3 separate regions of the Mus musculus genome follow, and all the other regions are linked to region 2. The links are chromatin loops, found by intact Hi-C in ENCODE. Cell type or tissue: heart. All regions are shown on one strand. Links, peaks and the distances in the headings refer to the core of each region. The heading gives the core; the rest is flanking DNA.

The links. Hi-C counts contacts between places; a loop is a spot of excess contacts. Peaks named below come from ENCODE experiments on the same cell type or tissue, not always from the same donor. Only the 100,000 strongest peaks of a DNase experiment are listed, where the experiment ranks them.
Region 1: a loop joins it to region 2, with 3 times the contacts of the local background. A loop is called at or near these places in 10 of 42 quality-filtered maps.
Region 3: a loop joins it to region 2, with 2.5 times the contacts of the local background. A loop is called at or near these places in 2 of 42 quality-filtered maps.

Annotation. Positions count from the first base shown.
Region 1 is chr13:54,615,691-54,625,949 of GRCm38, forward strand. Faf2 (Fas associated factor family member 2) reads left to right here and starts at 6,094. Exons shown (of 11, transcript NM_178397.3): 1 at 6,094-6,213. The coding sequence starts at 6,151. In heart, for the core only: a CTCF peak has its summit at 5,992 (motif pointing left); a DNase peak (open chromatin) is centred at 6,071; H3K4me3 peaks cover 2,114 bases; H3K27ac peaks cover 1,746 bases.
Region 2 is chr13:54,561,157-54,571,415 of GRCm38, forward strand. It overlaps 4833439L19Rik (RIKEN cDNA 4833439L19 gene), which reads right to left and starts at 4,226. Exons shown (of 9, transcript NM_133797.4): 1 at 4,026-4,226; 2 at 3,359-3,465; 3 at 3,029-3,116; 4 at 537-715. The coding sequence starts at 3,056. In heart, for the core only: a CTCF peak has its summit at 4,616 (motif pointing left); DNase peaks (open chromatin) are centred at 4,215 and 4,695; H3K4me3 peaks cover 1,779 bases; H3K27ac peaks cover 1,678 bases.
Region 3 is chr13:54,681,568-54,691,826 of GRCm38, forward strand. It overlaps Rnf44 (ring finger protein 44), which reads right to left and starts at 6,241. Exons shown (of 11, transcript NM_001146026.1): 1 at 5,927-6,241; 2 at 2,771-2,921; 3 at 2,394-2,508; 4 at 2,028-2,195; 5 at 1,476-1,652; 6 at 1,222-1,383; 7 at 1,013-1,134; 8 at 760-847; 9 at 546-667; 10 at 367-466; 11 at 1-244. The coding sequence starts at 2,877. The coding sequence ends at 182. In heart, for the core only: a CTCF peak has its summit at 3,809 (motif pointing left); DNase peaks (open chromatin) are centred at 3,885 and 5,154; H3K4me3 peaks cover 1,742 bases; H3K27ac peaks cover 1,275 bases.

The DNA of each region.
Region 1 (10,259 bases), core at 4,975-7,474, 56 kb after region 2:
GTATTTGGTTTTTGTATCCTCCTGTTACTAAGCACAAGGAGTGAGTTAAGTCGGGCATGTTCTTTTTTTATTATTATTAAGATTTAACTTACTTTATGTATATGAGTACACTGACACACCAGAAGAGGGCATCAGATCCATTACAGATGGTTGTGAGCCACCATGTGGTTGCTGGGGATTGAACTCAGGACCTCTCAGTGCTCTTAACCACTGAGCTATCTCTCCCGCCCCAGAGAATATTCTTTACTCCTCGGTTTCGTGAGACGTTTGAGGCAAATGTTAGGCGTATAGTTCAGTGGTAGACACTTGCATAGTTTGTTCAAGGCCCAGAATTTGATTCCCACGATCACAGAAATAGTGAGTGACACATAAGCATCTAAGTGAGACATCGTCGTCTACAGCGCCAGCAACCCAAAAGTCCAAAGTACGAGGATTGTTGGATTGCAGGAGGCCAAGAGCAGCTAACATATCAAGCTTCTGTCTCAAAAAAGAAAAAAATGAGGTGGGCATAGAAGTCCACAGTTTTGTTTTGGTTTGGCTTGGTTTGGTTTTGTCGAGACAGGGTTTCTCCGTGTAGCCCTGGCTGTCCTGGAACTCACTCTGTAAACCAGGCTGGCCTCGAACTCAGAAATCCGCCTACCTCTGCCTCCGGAGTACTGGGATTAAAGGTGTGCGCCACCACCGCCCGGCAAGTCCACAGTTATAATCCCAGCACAAATTGAAGACCAGCTTAGACTGAATGGTGTGACCTTGTCTTAAAAGCAAAGCAATGAAAATGTACAAATGGCCAGCAGTCACGTGAAAAGCATCATTAGTCATCACAGAAATGCAAATCCAAGCCTCAGATAGCATTTCACACTCTTAACGGTAGCACAGACTTTTTTTTTTTCTCAAAGGGAGAAGTGTTAACAAGGTCACTGAAAACTTGGATCCACTACAGACTGTAGAATGTAAAAATTTAGCTGCTGTTTCTTCAAAAAATTAAAAATAGAATCACCAGATGACCCAGCAACTTGAATCCCCGGGTCTATCTACACAAGAATCAAAACAGCTATTCAAAACAAAGTTTCTATACAAATATTCACAGCAGGGTTGTTAAATGACAGTCATCGACAGTAAGCAAGGCATGGTGGGACACACCTGCAAGGCCAGCTCTTGGAGCTCGGAGGCAGCAGGATCAGGAGCTTGGAGATAGGTTGGTTTATAATAGCAAAGACCCTGTCTCAGAAAAGAAAAAACAAACAAACAAAACACAACACGACAAAATAATCTAAATATGAAAAATTCAAATGTCCATTAGCCGATTAACGAGTGAAAACTGCGGTCACTCAAGAAAGTACAGCATGATTCAGTCATAAAAAGTATGACATACGCTTCAACATAATTGAGCTTTGAGAGCATTACTGCAAGTGAAAGAAGCTAGCCACAAAGGCAGGGTGTTACATGATCCCACTTACAGCAGACATCTAGAATAATGAACGCATAGGACACAGTGTAAGTTCATGTCTCCTAGTGGTTAAGGAGGTGAATAACTTGCGGATAGATGGTTTATAGCCAGGATGACTAGACAGTAGATGCTCTAACTTGGTTGGTGTCAAACAACACCATGTAACAAACACCATGGCCAAACGAAGCTTAGAGGAGGAAAGGGTGCTGGTGGCCAGCCCAGTATCCAGGTAGACTGAGGTAGGCAGCCATGAGTGGCTTTAGTGGTGATCAGAGCCAGAACTGTTTTGCCTTTGGCAATTCTGATTTTAACTCCTTGCCTTTCTGTAGACAAAAGCTGCTGGCTTCTGGTAATTTGATTCCCACTGATGGCAGCAGGGAATTTAAGAAAAAGGCTTAGTTTCTCTCTGGTTCTAGGGCCCCTTACTGGCCAGGTGAGAGACTTGTAGTTAACTCTTCAGGAGCCAGAGAGAAAAGAAAAAAAAAAAAAAAAAAGGCAAGAATTCAAGAACACACACAGACACACAGAGATACACACACTTTGGCCAGGCTTGACCTCCTATTTCAACAATTCCTCAAGTGTTCATGCATGCATACACACACACACACACACACACACACACACACACACACACCTATACAGGTATGTATGTATGTACGTACATGTAGACAAACAGACATATGCATATATATCTTTGATGGATGGAGCAGAGCACCCAAAGCAAAAGCCACACTTTATTTCTTCTCTCAGCCTTTTTATTCCTTCTTAGACAAAGCTTCTTTATAAAATTACCTCACAGGTAAAATGTTACACTAAAGGGGAGTCACAGAAGGATGTCAATAGGAAGTTCAAAGCAGTGTCTCATTCTATAAGCTCATTTTAAGTTCAAAGCAACAGTTTCACCTGGCCTTGCTTTATCACAGTGCACACCTGTGGCTTCATCCTTGGACCTGACCTAGAAAGAACATTTTCCTTGATGACAAATTGGTTTCCAAGACTGCTTTCTTACCCTAGTACAACTAGCTTGTGACATGTGAAGGTGTATAGAGCTCTGTTTGTAGCTTTATTCTGCAATAAAGAGAGTATTTGTATCAATTTAAGAGTTCTATAAAAATCATTATCAGAAATTGTGAAATCGCTGGGCAGTGGTGGTGCATGTCTTTAATCCCAGCACTTGTGAGTCAGAGGCAGGTGGATTTCTGAGTTTGATGCCAGCTTGGTCTACAGAGTGAGTTCCAGGACAGCCAGGGCTACACAGAGAAACCCTGTCTTGAAAAACAAAAACAAAACCAAAAAAAAAAAATTGTGAAATCATCAATTTGTCTATACAGCATAATTACATGAGCTTGCATCTTCTTGTAGGTCTGCAGAAAATTTACCCAATAGGGTGGTCAGGTGCCTAGGAATCACTAGGTTATGCAACAGTTACAGAAATGGCAGCAAGAAGCAAGAAGGGTGAAGTCTCTGGTGCCCTTGCATCTCAGAGCTCACCCACCACAGCCTTGTAAAATGGTGGGCCATCTCCAGAAAACTCACTTGCTTGCCTTAGATTTTTCTAGATGGCTTCTGTCAAAAAGATTCCCTTCAGCTCATAGGTTATGATCCATGATTAAGGGAAGTTGGGGCAAGAACTCAGAGGGATCTTGAAGGATGAACACTGCTTGCTGATTGGTTTTCTTATACAGCTTGGGAACAACCACAGTGTGCTGGGCACTCTTTCATCCATTACCTACCAAGACAGTTTTCCCCGGACACACCCACAGGCCAGTCTGACCTGGGCAATCCTTCAGTTGAAATTCCCTTTTTAAAGTGACTCTGGGCTGTATCAAATTGACAATGGAAGCTAAATAAGACAGTAGAGGTGATTGGGTATCCATCTGGTAAACTTGGAGTTTGCACAGTATAAAATGGGCAAAATGGCCTGGAACTTGAGGCTTTCGTGGTCTCTTTCTCCTTGGTCTCCTTCATGCACATGAAACTGCCTGGGGCTATGACAGAACAGTAGGTACCATAAAGGACTCAGAAAGGTTGGGTATTATTCTTACAGGCCAAACCTAGAGAATGACTGTAGATCAGAGAGATCTAAATAAGGCAGTCCCACCATCCCACGACACTGGGTTCAACATCACTCTTTTGATATAAATGACTGTTATAAGTGATGGAGTCTTTATCTTTTCAATAGACCTTTCTAGGGCTGGAGAGATGGCTCAGCGGTTAAGAACACTGACTGCTCTTCCAGAGGCCCTGAGTTCAATTCCCAGCAACCACATGGTGGCTTACAACCATCTGTAATGGGATCTGACACCCTCTTCTGGTGTGTCTGAAGATAGCTACATGTACTCATCATATATATAAAATACATAAAATCTTTTTTTTAAAAAATAGACCTTCCTGGTGTATTTTTAATGTATTTCTTTCTTTCTTTCTTTCTTTCTTTCTTCTTCTTCTTCTTCTTCTTCTTCTTCTTCTTCTTCCTTCTTCTTCTTCTTCTCCTCCTCCTCCTCCTCCTTCTTCTTCTCCTCCTCCTCCTCCTCTCTTCCTCCTCCTCCTCCTCCTCCTCCTCCTCCTCTTCCTCCTTCTCCTTCTTCTCCCTATGAGACAGGTTCCTTTGTTTAGCCCTGGCTGTCCTGGAACTCACTGCATAGCCCAGGCTGGCCTCAAACTCAGCGATTCACCTGCCTCTGCCTCCTGAGTGCTCAGAGTTAAAGTTTGTACCCCCCACCTCCAGGCATTTTTTTATCTTTTAATAGATTTATTCTTTTTTATTTTTTAGATACATGAGTATTTGCCTGTGAGTATGTCTGTGCACCGCATGTGTGTCTGGGGGGCCTCAGCGGCCAGACGTGGTGTCGGATCCCCTGAAGGTGGAACTCCAGATGATTGTGATCCACCATGCAGGTGCCAGGAATGAAATCCAGGTCCCCTGCAAGAGCAATGAGTCCTTTAAATCACAGAGTCATTTAGTGTTTGCGTAGCTCCTGGATCCTAGAACCAATTTGCATTCATTACTAACTGTCCCCAGTTGTCCTCAGAGCTCCTCTAAACTCACCCCTGGCTATCCTGGAACTCACTCTGTAGACCAGGTTGGCCTCGAACTAAGAAATCTGCCTGCTTCTGCCTCCCAAGTGCTGGGATTAAAGGCGTGTGCCACCACCGCCTGGCAAACTTTTTTATTTTAAGTGCATTGTTGTTTTCCCTGCACCTATGAATGTCTGGAACTGGAGTTTTAGACTTTTTCGAGCTGCCATGTTGGTGCTGGGAACTGAACTTAAGTCCTCTGGAAGAATAGACAATGCTCTTAACTGCTGAGCCATCTCTCCAGTGCTAGAATTTTGTTTTGTTTTTGAGACTGGGTTTCCCCTGTGTAGCCCTGGCTGTTCTGGAACTTGATTTGTAGACCAGGCTGACCTGGAACTCAGGGATCCACCTGCCTCTACCAACTGAGTACTGGGATTAAAGGTATGTGCTGCCATGCCCTGCTATATACAGACTTTTTTTTTTTTTTTTGTCCACTCATCTACTGGTAGACACTTAGGCTGAGTCTATGATTTATTGTGCATATCAGTAAGTATGTGAATTACAGGTATGTCTATAGTAAACTGACTTTGACTCTTGGAAGTGTGCACCAGAACTGGTGTAGCTGGGTTGTATAACAGTTCTAACTAATTGTGAGGGGAGTCTTTATTCTGATTTCTGTAATGGATGAACTAATAATTTAGTTTCCCATCAGCAGAACATCACTTCTCCCTAGTATGGCTGCTATTAAAAAATTGCTCGTGTGGCTCACGTTTTTATTGGACAATATTAGGCTAAGAAGGGCCTAAAGGTTAGGAATAAAATGCACTCGGGGTGTGTGTGTGTGTGTGTGTGTGTGTGTGTGTTGTTCCTTTGATTGTTGTCGTTTTGACACACGGTCTCATTATGTAGTGCAGGTTGCTCTTGAGTTCAAGATCTTCAAGTCTTGGCCACCGCAGTGTGCCCAGGAAAAGGCAAAGGAGGAATGGGCAGGCTTTAAGTCAATCGCGTTCAACCAAAAGTAACAGAGTCTAGGTGGCTTGCTCCAGGATACCCTTCGTATGCAAGGAATCATACACACTTAAAGTCAAGTTTCCTTGACTCAGACCAACTATCTTATCTTTGGTCTGTCAAAGGGATGAAGGGCGAGTGGCCTGGGCATGAGGTTGGACGAGGTACAGAGCTGAGTGTCTGGGAAGCACCATTAACCTGGTTACAGACACTCCTAGCAAGAGACAACAAAGCCTCACCACTGTTTCCCCTAATAAGGCAGACCAACTTTATGAAAGGATTAAGTATCAAACTGGCGCTATTTCGTGAAAGCAATCGTTTCCTGAGAAATCTTCAAGAATATCGTAGATAATTTAAAAAAACGGTTAAGGAGCAGCCAAATTGCGGGACTCTCTCGAGCTCCTGGAGGTACACTGACCCTCTGGGGTCTGTCATCTTTTCATCAATTTTAGATCTTTGGGAGATAGATCGGCAGGGTCCTGAATTGTTCGGCCTAGACACGCGAACGTCGCCCTCTGGTGGCGAGATTCGGAAGGGGGCGGGGAGGGTGCCCGCGAGTTAGCGCGCGCAGACGCAGTTGAGTCCCGGCGGCGGTTCAGGCCGGAAGTGGTTACACCTGAGATCACTTCCGGCGGGTGACGGTGCGGACGGGTCAGGAGCGTAGAGGCGGCGGCAAAATGGCGGCGCCTGAGGAGCAGGATCTAACTCAGGAGCAGACCGAGAAGCTGCTGCAGTTTCAGGTAGCAGCGAGTTCTCGGTGCAGCCCAGGCCGCCGCGGGATGGGGAGTGGGACCCTAGAGGAGCGCAAAACCATCCTCAGGTTGGGGTTGGGACCAGTTTCAAACCCGCAGGCGGCCCCCTCCCCCCCAGACGCCAACTGCCCGGATTTCCCCGGCGCCCAACCTCTGTGGGTCCTCAGCCTTCCAGCCACCTCTGCTAGCCGGGCTCGACCACAGTGGGTCAGCTGCCTTGATTTCCCGTAGCGTCGCTGGTCTGCAATCCTTGCCGGCCTGATTAACCCGCCAGACCCTCTCCGCCCATCGATTGGTGGGGATGTGCTAGAGATAACTCAGATCCCCAATCGCAGAGTTGGCATCAGCTTGCAGGGCTGGACCGCAGACCACCACCATCCCATGTTATTCACCGACGCTTGCTGGGGGTCTCTCGGTGGTCCCTAGGGCTCGTGTTGGGTGGTTGTAGTGGGGAAAAGAAGCGCCCACACACAGACCTGGCACCTGCCCTAGAAATGTGGGAGGACGCCTCTGGAGGAAACAATGTAACATGAAGTATCATCGAAGGCCTCTGACTGGATTTGTTGCCCTTCGGCTTGCTCCTGAACGGCTGACTCTGCTTGAGGAGGGTGGCAACCTGCAGGACCCGCCCCATTAAGTGGATGTTTCTGGTTTTGTTTTGTTTTGTTTTAAAAAAAAAAAGGCTCTAAGCACTTTAATCAGGTGGAGGGTCTGGTGGGAGGATGCCACCCGGGTGGTGGTAACCATGGCATTAGCCGTATCCTTAGTTCTTACATATAACTTCAAAATGTCTATTCCCTTGCGGATGTTTTAGGAGGTAAACTGAGTTTATGGGTGTTACACGGTATTTAGAAGACTTTGGGGCCGGGCAGTGGTGGCGCACGCCTTTAATCCCAGTACTCGGGAGGCAGAGGCAGGGGGATTTCTGAGTTCGAGGCCAGCCTGGTCTACAGAGTGAGTTCCAGGACAGCCAGGGCTACACAGAGAAACCCTGTCTCGAAAAAACAAAAAACAAAAAAAAAAAAAACAAAAAAAAAAAAAGAAGAAGAAGACAACTTTGTAAACTGTAAAATGTGCCTAAACAGTTGTTACTATTAATAATCATTTTCCAGATAAATTGAAGTCAATAGAACTCATTTTCTAATAGGAAATGTGCTAAATATTGATTTTTTTTAGCACTTTTTATGCTAAGCCTTAATGCCAGACACCGCCCACTAAATATTTGTGATGTCGTGAGAACTTGACTAAAGCATGTTAGCTTTTTGAATGCACAGCCCTAAAGGGTCCATACTGTAACAGGCCCTGTCTTACAGATGGCTATGAATTGTAAGAAGTAGCATCAGTGGGTGTGGCCTGAGACTATAATCTCAGTTTTGCTGAGTTTGAGGCCAGCCTTTTCCAAACAAAAAGGGAACGGCTTACTTAGGTTACTCAGCTATTAAATTGGTGGTGTCCATTTAAAGCATGGCCTTCCCAGGGCCTTCCCTGGGCTTCTAGTGCCTCTGCTGTACCGTCTTAAGAGTCGGGTGTTACCGCTGAGATGTTTGTGTGTGTGCGCATGCATGTTTAATCGATGTGGTGGATGTGTCTGAGTGGTAAATTGCTCATGTAGGCTTAGCATAGAGAAATTGATGACACCAGATTAGCATTAAAGAATGAATAAACAGACAGCTTTCACTGCTTTGTAGAGCGTTTCTTTCAGGGTTTTATTGGGCAGACTATACTTTGTAGCTCTTAGTGTTAAGCCACCTGTGAAATGAGGGTAAACTGTGATACACTTAGAAGTTTGTGAGTGCAACTATATGGGAGTTTAAAGTGCCTAAGGATCTCCTTGTTTTCCATGGACATCAGAAGAAGAGTGGCTAGCATGGTCAGTCACACTGAGGTCAGATTAGTTAGCTTAGTGTCAAGTTTTACCAAGTTGACTATATTGAAAAAATGCATTTTGTGTTTTTATGTTCTGTAAACAAGCCTGGGGTCAACATCTCAGACTCTGTTAGACAATGTTTGACATGTACAAATGTCAAGCATTATAACCTTAAACTTCTTTAGGAGACTATAGTTAACTTCCATTCTTTATACTGAAGAAAACAGATATGAGAGGTCAGATAATTCACACAAATAGTGCCGTACATATATTTACAAGTCCACATTTGTAAGCATCTTGTTCGTATCCTAATGTTGAAGCCAGGGTATGTAACATGAATAATGAGAGTGCCAGGAAGCTCTTTGGGGGGTCTGTGTGTGTGTGTGTCCATTTGTCCGTCCATCTAACCATCCATCTTTGTCTTTGCTATTGGAGTTTAGGGAAGGGACAACTTGTTGATGTTGAAGGAGGGAAGAAAGGTAGCTTAGTTTGTTACCTCTCTGCCTTAAGTACAATGTTAGATCATTTATGACCAGTATGCATAACCCACACACTTTACAAAGTACAAATGGTGCTATGTCTGCTGTGGTATCTGGTGAGGAAACAGATTCCTTGATTTATTTGCTAAGGATACTGAAGCTATTAGTGGAATTCTAGTGGGTCTAGCTCTGGCCTGAAAGGCTGAGTGAGCTCTTAGCACAATGCCTTGCAACTTTGAAGGAGGAATAGGATTTCAGCAGATGGTGGGCAGGAGAGTATTGAAAGCTGAGAAAATGAGTTGCTCACATATGGTGATGGGAAAGAGTGTGGCTGTGGCTGTCGTAATAAATAGAGACTTGGGAGTGAGAAAGTAAACGAGTCAGATTCCAGAGACCTGTCAATACTGTGCTGGCTTGTATAGGCACAGACAGGAGAGGTTTAACACAGGAGTAACAACACCAGGTTTGGGGTTTGCTACTCTTGCAATATGGGGTATGTGCTTAGACTCTCTGTGGGTATCAGAATAAGGTGGCCCAGTTAGTCCTCAGTGTGTGTCCACATTTTATGTATCACAGTTGAGCTAGGTGTGGTTGCTCACACCAGTGCCAGCACTTTAGAGGTTTAATTCAGAGGATTTCTGTAGGTTCAAAGACAGTCTGGGCTATATAGTGAGTTTCAGGTTACCCTACAGGATGAGACTCTGTCTGAATAAGCCTAAATGAATCTGTTAGTAAAAGTAAAGCATTTCAGGAAGTCTGAGATTTGTTTCTTTATGTGACATATTTTGGGTTAGAATTCTCTAAGGCATACTAATCGTGTTTCTCAGTCCATTTGATGTTTCCAAGCTCCTTTTGTGTGTATGTGTAACTCATGGCTCTGGCTTGCTTTGGAACCAGATGAGTAGAATAATGTAGACATTATGTTTTGAGCTATTTCTACTGGAAAACAATAGGTGTATAGATTTAAAGAAGAGCTGATGTAAGTATGTGGAAAGTTACTTTTATTGGAATCAGTGTCCCTGAATTTCCAAATATGTGTAGATTTCTCCCATGCTTTGGTTCACTGCCTCTGGGCTGGTGGTTTACCACCATGGCAGGAATGGCATGGTCAGAGAGAAAGGAGCAGATGTCCTATGTTCCATAGGAGGAAATGACCTCTTTCTGCTTGCACAGAAATAAGACATTTACCCCTTTCTTTGTTTAGTTAAAAATGTATTGTATTTACTTAAATTGTGAGGGTCTGGGGCACACATGGCATGACACATACATCACATTCAAATAAACTTGTGAGATGAGGCCTGATCCTTCTGAGCAGTGAACTTGGGTCATCAGGCTCCTCGGGAAGCGCCTTCATCCGCTGAGCCATCTTGTCATTCCTGTTAGTTCATGAGACAGAATTTCGCTGGGTAGCCCATGTGGGCCAGGCTCACCTCAGCTAGCACTGTGGGATAGAGATGACGGGTGTGTACCGCCTACTCGGGGGAAAAAAAATGTGGCAAGTAGAGCATGACTCGCATTCTCTTTATTTAAGGTAAAGCCTGGACCCTGAGCTGTAGAAGCAAATTTATGTCATTTTGGGGACTAGGGTTATGAGTACCTGATAATTCTCATTTGTCCGTTTAAAAATATCACAGTGGTCGGGTAATGATAGCACACACCTTTAATCCCAGCACTCGGGAGGCAGAGGC
Region 2 (10,259 bases), core at 3,113-5,612:
TTAATGCTGCAATACAATATAGGCCGAGAATCACTACTCAAAAACCTAAACTCTCAAGTGCCCCAAAATCTGAAACTTTTGCACACTGCCATGACACAAGAGACAGTAAAATTTCCCGGTGTAAAATTTCATTTAGTGCATAAAAATCTGACTACATAAGGGAAAAGGTATGCATACAACATAAATTAATTTCATATTTAGACTTGGTCCTTTCCCCCACTACCTCATTGTGTCTATGCAAATATTCTAATAATACTATAGCTGGATAACAGAGAAGCTATAAAGAGACAAGCAGGACTCATCAGAACTCAGGTATGCAGGTTCTGGAGTTTGGCTTCTTAGTTGGGGAAGCAGAGTCTAGAAGAATCTCTTGTAGATAACACTACTATTCAAGTTTTGGATTGGAAAAAGGGACAGAAGATGTACAAAGGGAACAACTGCTGCCTGGTTTTGTAGGGACTGAGAACCACGGAAGCTTCTGGAACAGGAAGAAAAATGGGGTGAGTTTGCCAGAAGCCGTGAGCAGGGTGAGGTACCTTGTCAAGATGCTGATACTTGCGCTCTGGAATCACTGGCTTCCAGGGGATGCTGCCCATGTCCGATGGAGGAGGAGTCATGGGCGCAGGGTCCTCTAGGGCATCATCATAGCTGAATGCCCGACGGCACATCCCGATGGGCAGGGACATCTTGCCTAGAGGCCCGCTGGGAGCAAGAGCTAAGAACAGAGATACCTGTCAATATGGGATGTCAACTGAACAGACTTTAAGTTCATCTGTAGATAAGAAAGCTGTGACACTTAGGGGACAGCTAATCCATTTAAGGGAGTAATAACAGCCCTGCTATCAGTGCTCATTGCCTTCTTTGTCTACTACACTGGCTCAGCAACACAATCCTGTTAGACAAGGTCTTGCTACGTAGTCCTGGCTGGCTAGTACTCACTATATAGCTTGCACAGCTGGCCTCAAGTTCTGCCAGTCTTCCTGCCTCAGCTCTACCCAAGTGCTAGGACTACAAGCACAGACAACCACTCCAGGGCTTCATCAACTTTTACAGAATAAAGAACCTGAACCTCAAGTTACTGTACTTAGCCTATGCAGAGTCACAACTTCAAAGCACAATTTTCAGTCAAAAATCAAACCTATCTCAAAACTCACATGCTAACTCTCAGTCATACAAGACTGAGGATAGAAAGTGACTAAAGGTATCATTCTATGTTTTCTTCCCTCAGTCTGTAGCCTGTCACTGTCTCATTTGATGAGGAAACTAAACCCTAGTGATGAAAGGAGCTGCCTCAGTTCATAGAGAAAATGGCTAGCTAGCTGAGGCTCGACCTAGTTTATCAAGAGCCCTGCGCCTTCTGTGTCCCCCCTCCAAAGAAAACTACAAGGAACAGTTCCTCGTCTGGGGCCTGGCATGCCCTCTAGTTCCTAGCTTTCTGAAGATTTAAACGTCTCCACCACAGGCATTACTGACAGGCACTCTCATCAACACCGCCAGCTTGAGCCTGCCATTCCTGACCACGACAGCTGACTGCTGGCACGTCCAGCTGTGACAGAGGCGTCATGCTTCAGCTGTGTGTACTCTGAGCTGTGCCAGAGCAGAGAGCAGGCTTCACTTGTCTGGTCACTGATCCAGAACCTGCCTTCAAGGTGATACTTTCCTGTTACATAATCGCACTCGTCAAGGTAGAAACCTGCCTGGCAGCAAGGCTCAAACCCTGCCAAGTTTGACTTAAACAGCAAGGGGACCCAGAGCTACCATGTGACCATCACCAATACTAATAACTAACAAGCCCAAGAAGTTACTAGTTGCCAAGGGCCAGGGAGAGGGCAATGAGGTGTTTCTCCTAATGGGTACAAAGTATTTCTGGGGGCATGAAAATGCTTTGTAAGTAGATTAATTTGATGGATGCATAACCTTATGAACACACCAACCATGAAATCACCCACTCTAGGTGAATTTACAGTATGTACATTGCTATCTCAAGGGAAAAAGACATGCAAACACAAATGACCTGGCACTGAGAGCCCTCCTTCTATCTACTCCTCTCTAAGTAAACTCTTTCCCATTTCCCAGCTCAGGAAACCGTGCTACGGAACCTAAGCACTACCACACGGCTAGCAAATGCGCAGGAGACACTGAGCCAGGGCTCACTCCTTGCTGCCAGCTACAAAGCCTTAAGCTCATGAGCACACACATAGCTCTGCATGGTGACAAGGGCGTTAGAGAGTCCAGTGTAAGTGGAAGACACACGTGATGGTAGAGACAAATGGTATTAGGGTACATGGAGGAAGCTTCCATTAACCTGCCTAACTGGGGAGCGACTTCAAACAGTGTCTAACACCTTGTCCAATGGCTTCATAAAGACAATAGTAATAAAGCCGCTGGCATCTACTTTTTTTTTTTTTTTTTTTGGTTTTTCGAGACAGGGTTTCTCTGTGTAACCCTGGCTGTCCTGGAACTCAGAAATCCACCTGCCTCTGCCTCCTAAGTGCTGGGATAAAGTCGTGCACCACCACTGCCTGCCCAAAAACTTTTTTGAGCCAGGTGCAGTGTACATGCATTTTAATCCCAGAACTCAGGAGGCAGAGGCAGGAGGATCTCTGTGAATTCCAGGACAGCCAAGTCTACAAAGGGAGACTCTGTCTCAAAAAAAAAAAAACAGTAGATGTAGATTTAGCAGCAACTCTGAACTTCACTTATGATTTCGCCTTTAAAGACAGCACTTGGGAGGTAGAGGTGGTAAGATCTCTGTGAATTCAAGGACAGCCTGGTCTAAATACAGAGTTTCAGGACAGCCAGAACCACACGGAGAAACCCTGTCTCTGGAAAAACAAACAAAAAGTGTTTACTCTTCACAAAAGACACTTATGGCAAGAGGCTGTAAGCCAAGGTCAGGGTGTATACCACGGCTGAGAAGGTGATGACCTAATACTAAAGAAGATCAGTACTAAGGATTCTGAGAAAATAAGCTCTCTGGGGGATGTGGGTGGGGGTACAGACTTAACCAATAAGAACTTAAGTTTACCAGGCACTTCTGGTTGTCTTGAAGCCATTGAAAGACAGGGATCCAGGTGTTTTTTTCTATACGTAATTCGGAGCTGAGTCCCTTCCACCTAATAAAAATAACATAGGGCATTTTCTTATGTTGCACAGCAGAGGGTCATTCCAGTGCTCTGACAGACACGCAGAGACTTATGGCTGGTAAGTAAGGTTGACACATACACACGCTAGAACCAATGAGTGACAAACACACCCCCGGAAGGATAAAGTCCACTAGTTTGCCAGTATCCTATGGCTGGCTCCTCTGAACACCCGAGAGGAGAAAGCCAAACCTCAGTTTAGACAGACACCTTACCACAGTGAAATGACGCCGGACTATGCAGACAGACAGATGTTAATGAGGAGCATTGCCCAGCTTCTGCAAATTAGCGAAGCTTCTGAGGAAGGGTCCATCCAGAGGCTCTAAGTAACAATAAACAAGCAAGGTTGGTACAGCGCCCCTAAGTCCACCGAACATCCGACCACTCCCCAGCCGGATTACATAGCAGCCTTTCCCCTTGGCAGAAATGAGCTATGCCAGCATAGAAGACCAACTCGGCATCACTAAAAGTCATCGCATTCTCACACAACCCTTGTCTTGAAAACAAACCCGCGGCGCTGCACAGCAGGCATTATTGGTCCAGATTTTTGTTCAAGTTCACTGCGGTCCTAGGGACATCCGCAAGCCAGACACACGCCCTTTCCCTCTCCCTTAGCGACCCCAAGCCCACGACTCTCTCGCAGGAGGTGCAAAACAAAGCCTCTGAGATGTGTAAAGCCAATCCCGACCTTCCCACGGTCCCACCCCTCAAGGCGAAGCCGGCTGGTTCGCAGCGAGCAGATGCTCCGAGGCTCACTGTGCGGGTCTTTCTGGTGTCCCTCGAGCCCCGCTAGGGTGGAACAGAGCCCCCCTCCAGGCCCCCCAGGCCGCGGCGCCCCGGAACTCAGGCTGCCCCCAGCTCCGCCAGGCCGCGGTCGGTTACCTGCTCGCCCGCCGCCTGCGGCCCGACTTCCCGCACTAAAGAGGCTCCGAGGCTCCAGATGGCCCAAGAGGCTGCTGGGCTGAACAGAGCAGAGCCATCGTGAGAGCGCGACGAACGCTCCCCTACGGAGGACAGTCGCCGGCCGGCAACCGAACCCCCAAACCACCCCGAGACTGTCGCAGGTCGCGCGAGACCTGACTCGAAGATCCGCGGGGCATGCTGGGAGTTGTAGTCCGAGATCTGAGCGTGCCTCCGTACCCACCACCACCGGAACACCTCCCTGTAGGTTGAACTCTAAAAGGGAATTCCACGGGGTTCCCAGAAAGGAGGTCACCTGTTTCCAGCACTTCCTCTGCGCTTTTTACTTGATTACAGAATTGTGGCACTTGGAGGCTGAGGCAGGAGCATTGCCTGAATCAAGGAGTGTGGTGGGGGCTGAGGATGAGAAGGGGGGAAAGAATGAAGATTGATGGCTGGAGATGGTTCAGTTAAAACAGTAATTACTGCACTTGCAGATGACCTGGGTTTGTTCCCAGCACCCAGGTTTGGTATCTCACAACCTCTTGTAGTACAGCTCCCAGGGTCTGCTGCCCTCTTCTGGCTCCCAAGGACACCGCAGTCGGTCTCCCATTCCCACATACTTGAATTTAAAGGGGGGAGACCCATCCCCCACTTTGCCAGACTCTCATTGCTTTATCAGGAAAGCAAGCTCAGGCAGCCTGTTAGCAGGTGGTGGCTTCTTGCAGGAAGCTGCAGATGTGGCACACAATAGACTTTACCTAGATTGGAAGACTCCACCCTAGGTGGGCTAGCCAACTGTGGCAGAAACAAAGTCTGATTCTGCCTGCTCAAGGCTGGGGGGAAGGGCACAGTTCAATGAACCATGAAGCCAGGTAGGCGCCTTCGTGGGTCGTGACCCACAGGTTAAGAACCACTACCATACCTCCCACACACAGAGAGGATCTGATAGTTAATCTTTCTCCCTTTAATTAGCAGTGGAGTCAGGCGGGCTCCACACTAGTACAGGACTAAATACAGGAGCATCCGCCTCCCCGGAAATGGATAATAACTATGAGAAAAGTGGACCTGGAGAGGTAGCCACTCAGAGGTCTCAAAAACACTTCCCTGCTCTGCTCCATGAGAGAAAGCTGAAAACACCCACACTCAACTCTGCTCCAAGTCCAAGGTTCACTGTCCGCTCAGGAAGAATCGGAGGGTGTTAAAAGATGGGAATACATTTGACTTTGCTTGCATTCTGTTAGGACCAAGACTGGGCCAGGAATTCATGTCTTCTGTAAGCTGTATACTTCATTTGTGAATAACACACTTGATTTGCAGTGTGACACTTGAAAAAGTATTCCCAGTGTTTTTACTTTACTGCTCCTGGGAGGAAAGGGTGCAGATCAATTCTCACATAAAAGGTTAAACATGGGGACGGAAGTGAAGGCTCCTCAATGGAGAACACTGGCTGCCGTTCCAAAGGACCCAGATTCAATTTCCAGCACCCATAGGACAGCTCACAGCTGCTTATCACTCTTCATCCAAGGGGTCCAATGCCCTTTTACAGCCTCAGCATGTGAATGACAGACAGGCACACATCTATGCAAGCAAAACAAACACAGGGCTGGAGAGATGGCTCAGTGGTTAAAAGGACTGACTACTGTTCCTAGAGGTCCTGAGTTCAATTCCCAGCAACCACATGGTGGCTCACAACCATCTGTAATGGGATCTGATGCCCTCTTCTGTTGTGTCTGAAGACAGTGACAGTGTATTCACATACATGAAATAAATAAATTCTTTAAAAAAAAAAAAGACAAACAAACACACACACATTTAAAAAACAAATCTTTTATAAGGTTAAAATGTCTTTTTTTAAAAACAAATGAAATATTTTGAAAATATCTTGTTTTAAGATTTATTTATTTATTTTATGTATGTGAGTACATGTGATTGGCTACTATTGCAACTGGTAGATCCTGAGAGAGAAACCGAGGCAGGACAACCAGGAGCAAGAGACCTCAGGTGGCAGTGAGCACATTGAGAACGGACTCTTAGGAGAGAGCTTCAGTGAGGCAGCTCATTTAATGGAGGGAATAAACGCTATTTAAACCTTCGAGGGGATGGAGGCTTTCAGGGTGAGTGAACATCATTGGCCAGGGCCAGGGTGCTAGGGATACCTCATTACCATGAGGAAGGATTCCAGGTGCTACTGTGCGGCTGGACATGACCTTATAATGGCTGTCTTAGTCAGGGTTTCTATTCCTGCACAAAACATCATGACCAAGAAGCAAGTTGGGAGGAGAGGGTTTATTCAGCTGACACATCCACATTACTGTTCGTCACCAAAGGAAGTCAGGACAGGAACTCACACAGGGCAGGAATCTGGAGGCAGGAGGTGATGCAGAGGCCATGGAGGGGTGCTTGCTGGCTTGCTTCCCCTGGCTTGCTCAGTTTGCTTTTTTACAGAACCCAGAACTACCAGCCCAGGGATGGCACCACCCCCAATGGGCTGGGCCCTCCCAGCCTTGATCACTAATTGAGAAAATGCCTTATAGCTGGATCTCATGGAGGCATTTCCTCAAGGGAAGCTCCTTTCTCTGTGATAACTCCAGCTTGTGTCAAGTTGACATACAAAGCCAGCCAGTACATAGGGTGAGGAAGTTTAGCCTGGCAACTCAGGCTACATAACCTCCTGGGGGTGGGGGACAAATGTGGGAGTGCAGGGCTACTTGTGCTGGGACACACAGGCTTGATCATACACTCCTGTCCATGTCAGACCCCAGATTCTGGGGTTTGGACATGCCTTGACCTCACTCTTGTTCCGGGCCTGTTCTCCTTGGTCCCACAATTCCCTGGCTTCACATTTGGACATGCATATTTTAGAATAAGTATTAGTTAATACTGTGGAGAAAATAATCAGATCAATAGTAATAACTTAAAATTAACAAATAAAAAGACAATGAATCCTTTGGTCCAACTTTATGTCTGTCTACGTGTGTTTATGGAGTGTCTGCCTGTGTTTATGAGGTGTCTACATGCATGCTTAGGATTGCCATGTCCTGTAAATGACACCAAATTGGTTTATAAGTGAGTGCTCACTTAAACTGAAGGTGCCCAATTAACCTTCATTCACTTTAGTTCACACTATCAATGGAATTTCAAAACACAAGTCTTGGCTTTCACAATCTACACAGCCTCTGGTGTGAACACAATGATTAGACAATCCTGAGACAGGGAAATCCTGCTCAGGGTATCACGTTCAGGGTCTGAGCACCAGGGTCGTCTGTAGGGCAATGACAAAAACTTTAGAGGAGGAGCCTCCTCTGAGGGGAGGAGCCTGGTCTGGGGGTGGAGCCTGCTCTGCCCCACTGCCACCGCCAGCTATTTGCTTCAGCAGGCAGGTCTTTCTGCTGGAGGGGTGCTGCTTCCAAAAAGACAGAGTGCCTGCTCTCTGAGTAGGGAGGCTTACGTCTTTGGGGCTAATGCCAAAAGTCAGTGGGCCGTAGCCCAGGAACTACTCATGCTTTTTGTTCAAACCAGAGTTCCTGTGGTCCTTCCTGTGGTCCACATGGGCAGAGCTGTAGTATGTGTCAGCTGGTTATGCCCCACATTGGCCACCAGATTAAGCCTTTGCTTGAGTTTTAGCAAGTGGTGTTGTCTACGTGCTGTTTTACAGCCTGACTGATACGTCTATCATGGAGTCATTTGTGCTAAGGCCTGGAAACCTCTTACAGTACGTATTGCAGCACATGAGTGCCTGGTGTCCTAAGAGGTCATAGAGGGCATTGGATTCCCTAGAACTGGCATACAAGCAGTGCCATGTGGGTACTGGGAATGGAACCTGGGTCCTCTGGAAGAGGAGATAGTGTGCTTAAATTTTTATTTGCATTATTTTGTATGTGTTGATATTTGGCCTGCATGTACGTCTTTGTATCATAAGTATCTCCTAGTACCCATGGAGGCCAAAAGAGGACATTGGAATTCCTGAAATTGGAGTTACAGACAGCAGTATGCCACCTTTTGTGCAGAGACCCAAACTGGGTCCCCTGGAAGAGCATTGCATGTTCTTAACTGGTAAGCCATCTCTCTAGTCCTGCAAATTAAATATATTTTTTAAATGATTAAAATAGAGGACAAGAAGCATTCATAACTGGGTAATCTTGGTCAGAATGTTAGCTAGTTGGCCATTATTTTAAGTGTGACTCCACAAGAGGAACCAAAGGAGCCCCTGTTGCCTGGGAGAGAGACTGTTTCCCAGTGGTGCAAACTGGCCACCAAGCTTACTGCTCTGAGGGGGAGGAGCCTGCTCTGAAGGGGAGGAGCCTGCTCTGCAGCACTTTCTTGACTTTGTGCCCCACAAGCAGGAGGGGTGCTGCTTCTGTAACCCTGGAAAGTAGAGTGGGAAGAGAAAGTCTCAAGAGGTGACTGTTAGTTCTTCCTGGAATCTAGGCTGAATGCAGATTTAAGAAAACGACTTCAGGGGGGCTAGAGAGTTAAGAGCTCAGAAGGTAAGAGCACTGACTGCTCTTCCAGAGGTCCTGAGTTCAAATCCCAGCAACCACATAGTGGCTCACAACCATCTGTAATGGGATCTGATGTCCTCTTCTGGTGTGTCTGAAGACAGCTACAATGTACTCATCATTTATAAAATAAATAATTATTTAAAAAAAAAAAGAAAGAAAGAAGGAAAGAAAGAAAGAAAGAAAACTTTTCGGCCTTATTCTGCCAGATACTGAGGCCTAGTGAAGAAGCCTGAGTTTAGAGACCTGTCTTGTTCAGTTCAGTACTGGAGTGACTCAGCACGACCTACTTCAGCCTGTATCTGCCTAGCTACCACAGATGAGTCAATTTGTTTTGTTTTGTTTTGTTTTGTTTTGTTTTGTTTTGTTTTGTTTTGTTTTTCGAGACAGGGTTTCTCTGTATAGCCCTGGCTGTCCTGGAACTCACTCTGTAGACCAGGCTGGCCTCGAACTCAGAAATCCGCCTGCCTCTACCTCCCAAGTGCTGGGATTAAAGGCCACCATGCCCAGCGAGGAGTCAATTTTTTATAGGCTCCTTGAGATCACTTCACACCTTCGTCATCTCACACCATCCCATACATCATTTCACCCCATACCCTCTGTCACTCTTCCCCACACCCTACGCGTCATCTCCCCTCACCAAAAAATCCCCACCTCCAGACTGAGTGTGGTGGTGCATGCCTTTAATCCTAGCACTTGGGAGGCAGAGGCAGGCAGATTTCTGAGTTCGAGGCCAGCCTGATCTACAAAGTGAGTTCCAGGACAGCCAGGGCTATACAGAGAAACCCTGTCTTGAAAAACAAAAACAAACAAACAAAAAGGCAGTTCGAGGGGACTGGAAAGATAGGTCAGGAGAACACTGACTGTTCCTGCAGAGGACCCAAGTTTGGTTCCCAACACCCACATAGTCTCCATAATTCCAGTTCCAGAGGATCCGGTGTCCTTTTCTGGCCTCTTTGGGCATTGATCCTGACTTTTTCTTTTCTTTCTTATTTTAAATTTTCATCCTTTCATTTGAACTGATCTAAATTTCTAATAATTTACTTTTATTTTATTACGTTGGTGTTTTTTACTGCTCGCATGTCTGTGTTAGGGTATTAGAACCCCTAGAACTGGAGTTATAGACAGTTGTGAGCTTGCCATGTGAGTGCTGGGAATGGAATCCAGGACCTCTGGAAAAGAATCAGTGCTCTTAACGTCTGAGCCATCTCTCCAGCCCTGACCTTCTCTTTGGAGGCCTTATGCCTGTCTTGTCAGTGAGACAAGGTCAAAGAAAATGAGAGGCAGTGCCACTGGTGAACTCAAGCCAAGTAAGCTCCCATAAGTCTTCAGTCTCTGATCCAGTTTGCATTCTCATTCTCTAAGCCACAGCCTGTGAACAGAAGCATAAGGTGGTCGTTAGCTTTGGGAGCTTTGGGGTTCCAAAGGTATGTATGACATTGACACACACATGTGTTTGTTGTCAGATTACTGCGAACAACAACCTATTGTGTTTTAGCTTCTTCTTTAGGTCGTTCTGGTCCTGGTAGCAAAGTAAAGTCATGTTTGGCAAAATGCAGTACAAGTAGTGCTTTCAGTAAAGCTAATAATTGATCTTTTCTACCTTATTCTGCTTCATAATGACCCCCTGGAGTACATCTTCATGGTCCTGGAATGATGTTTGTGTTTGAATAGGAGACAAGCAGGCAGGCGTGATGGTGCATTTTAGTGTCTG
Region 3 (10,259 bases), core at 2,776-5,275, 120 kb after region 2:
GGCAATGCAGGGGCTTATTGCAGGGGCTTCTCCAGACTGACCCTGGCACCAGCTCTGGAGTGGCAGGTGGGAACGCTGACAGGCCTGGCCCCGCCCTCACAGTCCTCCCCGGGCCACGCCCTGCTCCCCCCCACCCAATTCCGGAGCTTTGGGCAGGGATCTCGTGGGTGGCTGTGGAGCCTCACTCGGCCTCCCTGGGCACCTCGGAGGCATCCGCCCGGCAAATGGGACAGGTCCGGTTGGCCTGGGAGAACACCCACACATCAGACCCCATTGCGTGACCTCCCCTCCCCCACCTATCTGACTTGGAGAAAATCTCCACTCCTGCCCCTAGAGACACCCAGGAGCCGGCTCAGGCCACCTTACCTTCAACCACTTGTCAACACACTTGGCATGGAACTCGTGGTTGCAGGGGAGGACTCGGAGCAGTTGCCGCACCTCGAAGTCACTGAAGCAGACCACACACCTGAGGAGGGGCACAGTGTCAGCACAGTGACAGCTGAGGCAGCGGAGGGCCCTCCCTGGGCTTCCAGGGTGACACTCACAGAGTCTGCTCAGACTGATGGCTGTCAGGGTTAAAGCGATACGACGGCAGTTGTTCGATGTCTGCTTTGGTGAGGCCCCGGGGCTTGGCGTCTCCCAGCCGCTCAGCCAGGTTCAGGAGAGCCTACAACCAGGCAAGGGAGGTCAGCAGCGCCTGAGGTTATAGGTTTACCACCTCACCCCTTCCTGGCCCAGCCCAGCCCGGGCTCCACAGACCTCATAGTTCTCCATCTCTACGTCATCCACGTCCAGGTCCAAGCTGATGGTGGGGCCCACGGTGGTCGGTGACATTGGCAGCATTGAACTAGACAGGGAGGGAGGCCCAGAATGCAGGTCAGTGGAGGCAGAACAAAGTGACCCTCACTCCTCCATGTACACAGTTCATACTCAGGATCTGGGGCTACCAGAACTGTGGAGGCCCCCAGAGAACAAGGCCTAATGGCACTAGGGCAGTTATGCTGGCACTTACAGGAAGTAGGGTAGGAAGCTTGGGTAGTAAGATGGTGGCGGCGGCGGTGGGGGTGGTGGCAGCGGCTGTTGCAGGCGGTATCTCTGTGTGCTCAGTCTTCGTGGCATCATGTGGGAATATGGCTGCACACAGGGAACCAAGCGCAGGTCAACTGGCAGGCCCACCTGCCCACTGCCCAAGCTTGGCTTCAGATAGGGACGGCCACTCACCACACCAAAGGACAGCTCCTGGTGCAGTGGATCATGGGGTAGGTAGTGAAGGGGCACTGAGGGCGACAAGGCTGGGCCAGTGGCAGAGGTGGAGTAAGTGAAGCTACCCAAGGGGTGCTGGTCTCCTCGAAGGTCCATCTCGTTATCCAGCCGCTGCAGGGGCTAAGTGAGGAAAGGCCAGTCAGCCAGCTGGTTATAACAAGCTCAGGTCTTCCTACTCTGCACTCCCCTCCCCCTCCAGTTCCCACACTTACCATACGTGGGTGCTGGGTCTGCAGGGACACAAACTGCCCAAGCGGTGCCATGTGGGTAGGCTGGGGCGGTGGGGCTGGCGGTGGTGGGTGAAGGATGTAGTGGTCACTGGAGATGAGGTGGGGGTAGGTGTGGTAGGGCCCAGGGAGCTGCTGCATGGTGCACGCCTGGATCAGCTGCTGAGAGAGGTAGAGAAGCTGGGCCTATGCTTGCCACGCAGGCCAGGGACCACCTTCCAGCTACAGGTTCCTATGCATGCCTAGCCCTGGGCCTCCAGCAGCTCAGTCCCACCACCACTGCAGCATCTCTGCCACTGCCACTGCCACTGCCACTGCATGCAGCAGGCTCTTTGGTACAGATAGTCCCTCAACTCCAAACTGCCTTGCACCTGGGTGGAAGCCCACAGGCACATGTTGCTCTGGAAGGGGCCAGGGCAGGCGGCCAAGTTAGTATACTGCCCAAGCATCTGGTTCAGTTCCCAAGGGTGCCTGTGACTACATCTGCTGGAATGGACAGTGTGGCTTGTACCTGGGTGGAAGAAGTCATTCACTCACCGGAGGTGGGAGGCAGCAGAGGGGGTAGTGCTGCCCACTGAACATCACGGAGCATGCTGGGAGCTGCTGGGCACTGCAGCCAGGGATGTGTTGGCTTGTAGGCAAAGGGAAGCCTTGGGTTGTCACTGTGGTGACCGTGTAGGACAGAGGGACAGGTCCCTGGTGCACCTGTGGAGAGAGCAGCAGAGAACTGGAGGGAGGAAACCTGGGGAAGACCCTTCCCCTTTCTGGAACCCAATTTCTCCATCCACATCATGGGATAACATATGCTAAGTATGGCAAAACACTCATTTCTGCTGCCTCTACTCCTTAGACTAGTTTGGTAGAAATAAGTTGGGGGGCAGGGGGTGAGGTAGTTGTACTTACTTGTTCGTGGAGATCAACCATGAACGGGCTCTGCTGGGTGGCTGGGTGCAGCATTCGGGGGCTCCTGCCGGCAGGAGCTGAGGCTCGGTGCTCCTCTACAGAGAGGTTTGATGGTCTGGGCAGCAGCTGCTGGGAGGGTAAGCGCTCATCCTGGGCAGGTGGGCTGACCAGGGGCCCCTCGTGGCCAAGGCTGTACCACACAGAGGAGCCCCAACAGGATAGAGGGGCACCACTCATTTATAATTCATGGAGAGAAGCCAGGGTAATGACCCACACTAGGAAGCCAAGTAGCTCAGGGCCCTGGGGCCCACCCCTCTGCCCTTGAACCCAAGCCAAGCTGGCTGCCCTTGAATTAAGAGATAGAGACTTCTTCCTACCTTCCCCAGAGCTGGCCTGGACTGCTGCTAAGCCTTGTAGAGACTCGCCAGTGACCCACAGGGGCAGAAGGTGGCCACTTAGTCACTGCCAAAGTCCATGGTCTCATCAGGAGGGCAGGGAGGTGGAGGGGCTGTGCCGGGGCTCACAACCCTAGGAGGTAATTAGAGAAAGATGTGGGGGAATAGAAAAAGACAGTTGCTTGTATAATTAGTACCTGGGAAACCAACAAAACCTGGACAGGTCCTCTGAAGCCAGGGGTCCAACACTGACAAGCTAGTCTTAGTTTCCTATTCTGTGAAATGGGGTCAAATCTCCTTAGAATATGAAAAATTCAGAGGCCAGACCAGTATGCTTCAGGGCCAGCTGGCCTGAGGAGGCTCAGGCTGGAGTAAGCTCCTCCTCTGCCTCATGACAAAGGCTAAATCTTGAGCCCCAGGCAGCTGGGACTTTTGGGGAGCTTTAGGCTCCCCTTTCATGTGGCTGGCTGAAGAGGAACTCCAGAGAGACCTGGGACTCAACTCCCCTCTAGATAAGTGCTAGGTAAGATAGTCTGACCTGCTTCCCAGCCTTGGAACTTGTTCTCTCTCCCGAGCCCTCCCCTCCAGTGCCCACTCGGGTGTGACCCCACAACTAAGGAAAGCTTTTAGCAGGCTTGGGAGAACAGACTCACTGTCCCAGGTTCCACATGTCAAAGCTAGGAAATGGGTGGCTTCAAGCCTGTCTCTACAGCCTGGTGCTCACAGAGGAGGGTATCTCAAGGCTCCACAGAGACTAGGAAGAAGCTTTCAGCTGGCAGCATGCACGGCCTGGTACACACCCATGTCTTGTAACCCCAGAGCAGGTCCAACCTCAGGCTTCTGCAACTAACTCAGTCAGGATGAAGCCTTGGCAAGGAACACGCTGAAACCCATCAGGCCCTGCAACACTGAAGAGTGTATCACACTGGACTAGCCAGCCTTGTGCCACAAGGTGGTCTTTTCACTCTTTCTCAGCCAACAAACCTATGGTCATCTGATGTCCAGTTTCAAATGCTGCCCCCTGCTGACACAGCAAGGGAGGGCAGTTCCAGTTAAGCACCTCAGCTGGTCCTGCAAAGGTCAGAACCATTTCCTCTACCCAGGACTCGCCAAGTTTGGGCCCCAATTCTCCAAGTCTGCAGGGAAGAATGCTTCCTCCACATTCCCCAACAGTGCCTGGCCTCAGCCACAGACCTGGGGTATACCAGCTGGATTCACTGCTGTTACTGACCGGCTCAGGCACTCAGCAGGAGTGGGATTCAACTGAAGAAGCCTCAATGACAGGGTGTTGTCAGAGTAAACAATGGGAGGTTATAATCACTCCCCCCAAATCTTAGTCTCTGAAATGAGGCTAAAGCATACAGGAATGGATGGATGGATGGACACACACACACACACACACACAACCCAACTGCATTTGCTCTCCCTCCTCAGTCAGAAAATGGGCCTTCTCTCCAAGATACCCTGACACATAGGCCCCCACTTTTGAGATTCCAGGTCAGGGAAAACTCAAATACCTGAAACAAGATGCCTGGCCTATCCCAACCCAGCAGACAGAAGGACATCTAGTGGGAAGCAATGGAGCCAAAGGTAACAGCATCACCCCCAACTTCTTGCCAGGGTCTTAGGCCCATCACTTCCTCTCCTTGAACTTCAGATTCCTCCTCTGTAAAAATGGGAACCTAAGAACGATCTCTCAGGGACCCATCAAAGGCTACTTTAAAGGGAAGAGAAGAGGCAGCCTTAAGTGAAGGCCAGCTGTGGTGTGAATGGTTGGCCTCCTCCTGCACCCCTACCCTAGGTAGACACAAGTCCCTAAGCGCTAAAGGAGGCACGAGCATGGTGTCCAGCAGTGTACCTGAGGAACAGAAAGGTGGTTCTTTAACTCCTGCCAGAAACTAAAGTGGTAAAGAGGGGACACACCCATTTCAGTTACTGAAACCCCAAGGACTTGTTCTAGACCACGGGGAACACAATTGGTCCTCCTGGCTGGTTCCCTAGACCCAAAGCCCCAGTAGTCTCAATGACAGTGGTCGGAGGGAAAACTACAGAGTACTTCAGGAGCCACGTGTGAGATGTAGTATCTTTATGCGTGAGTAGTGTCCCAGAGACGCAAGAGTGACTGAGCTGGACCAATCAACACACTCAAGGTCAACCAGCACCACTGCTTTCCCACACCTCTCTTCACTGTACTGCTCTCTATCCATAAAGTTTGTGTAAACTCCCCTAAGTCTATCTCTTGTCCCCATGGGTCCACAACCCCGCCAGCCAAGTACAGAGTCCCAAGCACACATTCTAACCCTTGAGTAGAGTCGAATAGGGTCGGTTTGCAGAAAGATTCACTCCCTCTAGCAGACGAGCAGGCTTAGGTGGGAATACAAGTTCCCCTACCCTACATGCTCGCCGTACCTCCCTCTAAGTAGGAGCTTCCCAACTCCCACAAAGGCCGAGGAGGCGATTTAGGGCGGAACCACCACACCTTGGCCAGCTTAGACTCCCTGGGTGACCTTGGTTAAAGAACCCCTTTAGTTTCGGCTAAGCCTTATTAACAATAGAGACTGAAATCTCCCCAGGGCGCCCCTAAAAAAGCCACAGACAAGAAACTAGGTGTTCACATTATGGGGAAGGAAAACAAAGTCCCAGAGGATAAGGCTCCTCCCCAAAGCAGGCCGTGGGGCTCCAGCAGTTTTCCAAAGCTACCCCTCCTTGGGGATGGGACCGAAGCTCGTACACCTGTCTCAGGAGGGGCCTCCGTTGTTCCCCTTACTCCGTAATGCCGCACTCGGAGGAACACTGAGGGGAAAAGGCAGGCAGCACCGCTGGGGCTAGAGCGCTGTGACTTTAAGAGCCGAGGATCCCGGACCATGTGCTCGGCGTGAGACAAAAGCAACAACAAAGGAAGTGGCGGCTGCAGGGGGAGGGGTTGGCTCCTTCCCCTCCACCGCAGCGCTCTGCAAGGCAGAAGAGCGGCCCGGACTAGGTAGCCGCAGGCAGCACCTGGCCCGGGGGCCCCGCCGCCGTCTCCCACCACTCCCTCAGCCCGGGATCGACGCCTACGAGGCCGGCAAACAACGCGTCCCCGAGGGAGCCGTAGTTCCGGGGTGCGGGTCCGAAGTTAAGAGGCCCGGCCCGACTCACCGGCAGCCGTCCGACCACACGCGGGCTCCTTTGTTCGCGATGCGGGGTGCGGACGGTGAAGCGCCCGCTCCTTCGCGAGCCTGCTCTGTCTTCCGCCTCCCCAGCCCGGGCCCGAGAGAAGGGCGGCGCAGGACGCAGCTGTGCTCTCCGGCGGGCTGGCCCTTTAAGAACTGTCCGCGGCGGCCGGATGGAACCAGCCCCACGTTTTGATTCACAACATTCGGATCGGCGGGGGCGCGCAGCGCGGGAGGCGGCTCGCGGGGGCGCGCCAGGACGCGCAAGCAAACAGTAGCGGCAAGAGCGGACACCCGCCCCGCCCCGCAGGCCCCGCCCCGCAGGCCCCGCCCCGCGCCGCGCGTCGGCCAATCGCGTCCTGCGGGCGGCACGTGACTAGCGGGTCGCCATCTTGAAAGGCTGGCTAAAAAAGCCTCTTCGCCCCCACCTCATACTTCAAAGCCCACAAGGCCGAGTCGCAGGTGATGAGCGGTGCGAGCCCAGGTACGGGGACCGTGGCACGCACTAACAGGTCAAGGTTACCTTCTTAGGGCCGCGGCCTCTGTGGGGCACGCAGCCTCTCACGCAGCCGAGGTGAGAGGACCGCTCTTAGCTCGGCAAGCACACTTCCCGGAGATGACGTCACCACAAGCCCGGCAGGCCTGCGATGACCTCATAGCTCACCTCGCCTCTCTACTCGCTCGCTTTCTGTTCCGTTAGACGGCGCCTTTAAACAGCTGGGACAACCCAGGGCTGAAGAGACCAATGACTGAGGAGCCATGCAAATGATTTAACGTCTCCTGGGTAGGGGGATTGGTCTTGCGCGTGCTGACGTCACAGAAACATCTCGGCACCCCGCCCCTAGCGCGGCCCGGGAAAAGGGGTGGAGAGGCTCTAGTTCAGCTGAAGTGGGAAGAGTTGGGATCTCCTGAACCAGGCCCAGGGAGGTTTCTGCAGTTTAGTTCTCTAAGCTTCTCAACGACTGAGAGCCTAGGGATCAGGACAAGCAAGCCACTGTACCGGAAAGAAGAGTCACTCCTCCAGGACCGGCGGATCAATAGTTCGAGAACAGCCTGGTCTACATAGCTACAGAGACCTTGTCTTCAAAATACAAGCAACAAAAATATCACACACCCAGATAGTAACACAGCTGAGGCGAGAGAGGGGGCAGACGTCGGTGTCCCCTTAGGATGCCCCCCCCCCCCCCGGCCAGGCAAACATACAAAGTGGGGTATGGTGTGTCTGCATCGATTATATAAGCAGAACATCACCATTACCTAAAGCACTCATGTCTACTAGGCCGGTCTGTAGTAACTGGACTACTACAGAGTCCACCAACCCAGAACAGGATGTCAGTAGAAAATGGCAACATTTGTTAAACCTCTGTGGCTACAGATGGGTGACACTCTGTACTTTGTGGATGCATCCCATAATCCCAAATATTTAAAAAACAAACCAATTTACTAACAAGGTGTAACAATATTATCAATTTCAACTGAATATTGTATCAGCATACAGTGGGAAGTGATTTGGGAAAAGACACAGGAATTCTCATTAGGGTGCACCTGTTCAGGAGGGCAGATTTGTTTTTTGAGACAGGGTTTCTCTGTATAGCCCTGGCTGGCCTCAGAAATCCACCTGCCTCTGCCTCCCAAGTGCTGGGATTATGCCACCACTGCCCAGCAAGGAGGGCAGATTTTTAAATTTTTCTTTGTATTACTATTGTTTTTGTGTGCTTATAAACATAATCTCCTCTATCTCAGGCAGCCTCAACTCTTGATCCTCTTCCCAAGTGCTGAGATTACAGGCATTATACCACCACTCCTAGTTTAAATTTTTTTAATTTGGTAACTGTGTATTTGCTTTTAAAAATTCTAGACAGAGGGCTGGAGAGATGGCTCAGCGATTAAGAGCACTAGTTACTATTCCAGAGAACCAGGGTTCATTTCCCAGCACCCACAGGGCAGTTTACAACTGTCTGTAGCTCCAAGGAATCTGACACCCTCACACAGACATACATGCAGGCAAAACACCAATACACATAAAATTCTATTCAAAAAAATTCTAGCCGGGCGTGGTGGTGCACACCCTTAATCCCAGTACTTCGGAGGCAGAGGCAGATGGATTTCTGAGGCCAGCCTGGTCTACAAATTGAGTTCCAGGACAGCCAGGGCTATACACAGAAACCCTGTCTCAAAAAACAAACAAACAAAAAATTCTAGACAAAACTGGGTGTAGTGGCCGATGCCTTTAATCCCAGAAACTGGGAAAGGCAGGTGGCCTCTGAGTTAGAGGCCACCCTGATCTACAGACTGGACAGCTAGGGCTACACAGGAATCTTGTCTCAAAATACAAATTCTAGACAGTACAACCCACTGAATAAAATTGCCAAAACCTATAAAACAATATATCTTAGGCTTATTTTTAAAGGACTTTATCATTTTATGTATATGTATGAGGGTGTGTCTGCCTATATGTTTGTACAACTCACAGGCAATGCTTGTAAGGGCCAGAATATATCATTGGACCCCTGAGAACTAGAGTTAAAGACAGCTTAAATCAACTGATATAGATGCTTGGAATCGAACCCTGGTCCTCTGGAAAAGCAGCAAGTGCTCTTAACTGCTGAACTACCTCTCCAGTCCTTTAAGCCCAATTTTATGACATAAAAACTTTTCTCTTACAATGAAAATCTCTTCTCATGGAAAGTAGCCAATGGAAGAATCTAGAAGAAAACTGGGAGGGGGGGGTCCACCCTTTGGCTCAGAACACCCTTTAGCCAACTAACTGCACTGATGATACGCAGCCAACATGCTGAAGGCAAGGTGGTACAGGGGCAATGTGCGGAGATCTCTGAGCAACAGGACATCAAGGTAATGACGTAGTGGCACAGGCGATACTTGGGATGGCACTCTATTTCCCACGAATGCGCATGAACTTGGACACGCACAATGATGTTCTTTGTTGGCCCCTTATCAATTCTCCCGTTCCCTTCAACCTCATGTCCACCAATTACAAGCACCTAGAAATCCTGCCCATGTTCAAAGACACTTAAATCTGCCTGCCTGCTGCTGCTTCAGGAGGAGCCTGCAGGGGCTCCTCACTGCCACCAAGTGTGCACTGGCCCTGAGGTGCCTCTAATATGCTCACCCTGCCAATCTTCTGGGCTCACCTCTTCTAAGCCCTTCCTGCACCATGTTGGTATTCCTTCTGCCAGCTGAGCCTGGCCCCTTCTGTTGGAAGAGCCTTTCCTGGTCTACAGATCAGTTCCTCCTTCCTTCATCGTTCCACTCCCACCTCCCCTTTTACAAGGGCTGATAGGACCCAGACCTTCACTGTGTGAACTAATCACACAAAACCCTGCCTCAGTCACTGTCTCCCTCAATAATCTCCTGGCTGAAGGGGTTCGCCTTCTAAGTGCACTGACATCAGCCTCTGCTAGAAATGTGGCATCACAGGGCTAACCCACTTTATGGGTGAGGATCTGAGAACCACAGAAGTGAAGTGACTTACCCAAGCATATTACTAATTTCTTTTCCCAGAAAACCACCCTCTGGACACAGCTTGAGGGCCTGAGTTCAATGCCCAAAACACACACAAAAATAAATGTGGAGACTGGTGGCCAGCCAACCTAGACTAACTGGTTAACTACACACTCATCTTTGAAAAGGATGGACACTGACTAAGGAATGACATCCAGGGTTGACCACCGGCCACCACATATCAGCACACATGTGCACTAACAAAACACACACTCACCCTCCATTCACAGTTCAGTTATGGGCTTTTAAGCACATGCCTGGCCTGTGTATAATTTCCTCTGTCTAATATGTCTTCAATACCACATACCCCCCTCTGGCAGATTCTTAGTCAAGCTCTAGACTAAGCCAGATATCTCCCTTGTACCTTTTCTGTCCTGTTAGGTTTGTTTTGGCTTCCCAGACCCAAAGACCCATAGTAACGCTGCATCTCAACAGATGGGGCTATCTTCTTCATGTGGTCATCCTGCAGTTCCTAGCAGGGTCCAGACTCATCTGGGACCTGGTTCCCTCTGTGCCACAAATACCCAAAGACTCTAGGTTGTCCCTACCTGGCTACCCTTCATCTTTTCTCATACAGGGCCCTCTTGTTGATCTCCCTGGGACTGGTCTTGGAAACCCTCAGGCAATCTCTGCCCCAAAACAGATGCCAAGACCACCTCCTCCAAATCTGAAGATCTTTCCTGGCCACATGCAAAAATTTTATGGGCAGAAGGGAGGAGAATTTTTACCAAGTTTCCTAAGTTTTCAACAGAAGCCAGAAATCTAGACTACTCTTTAAAATCCTATGCTTTTGGTAT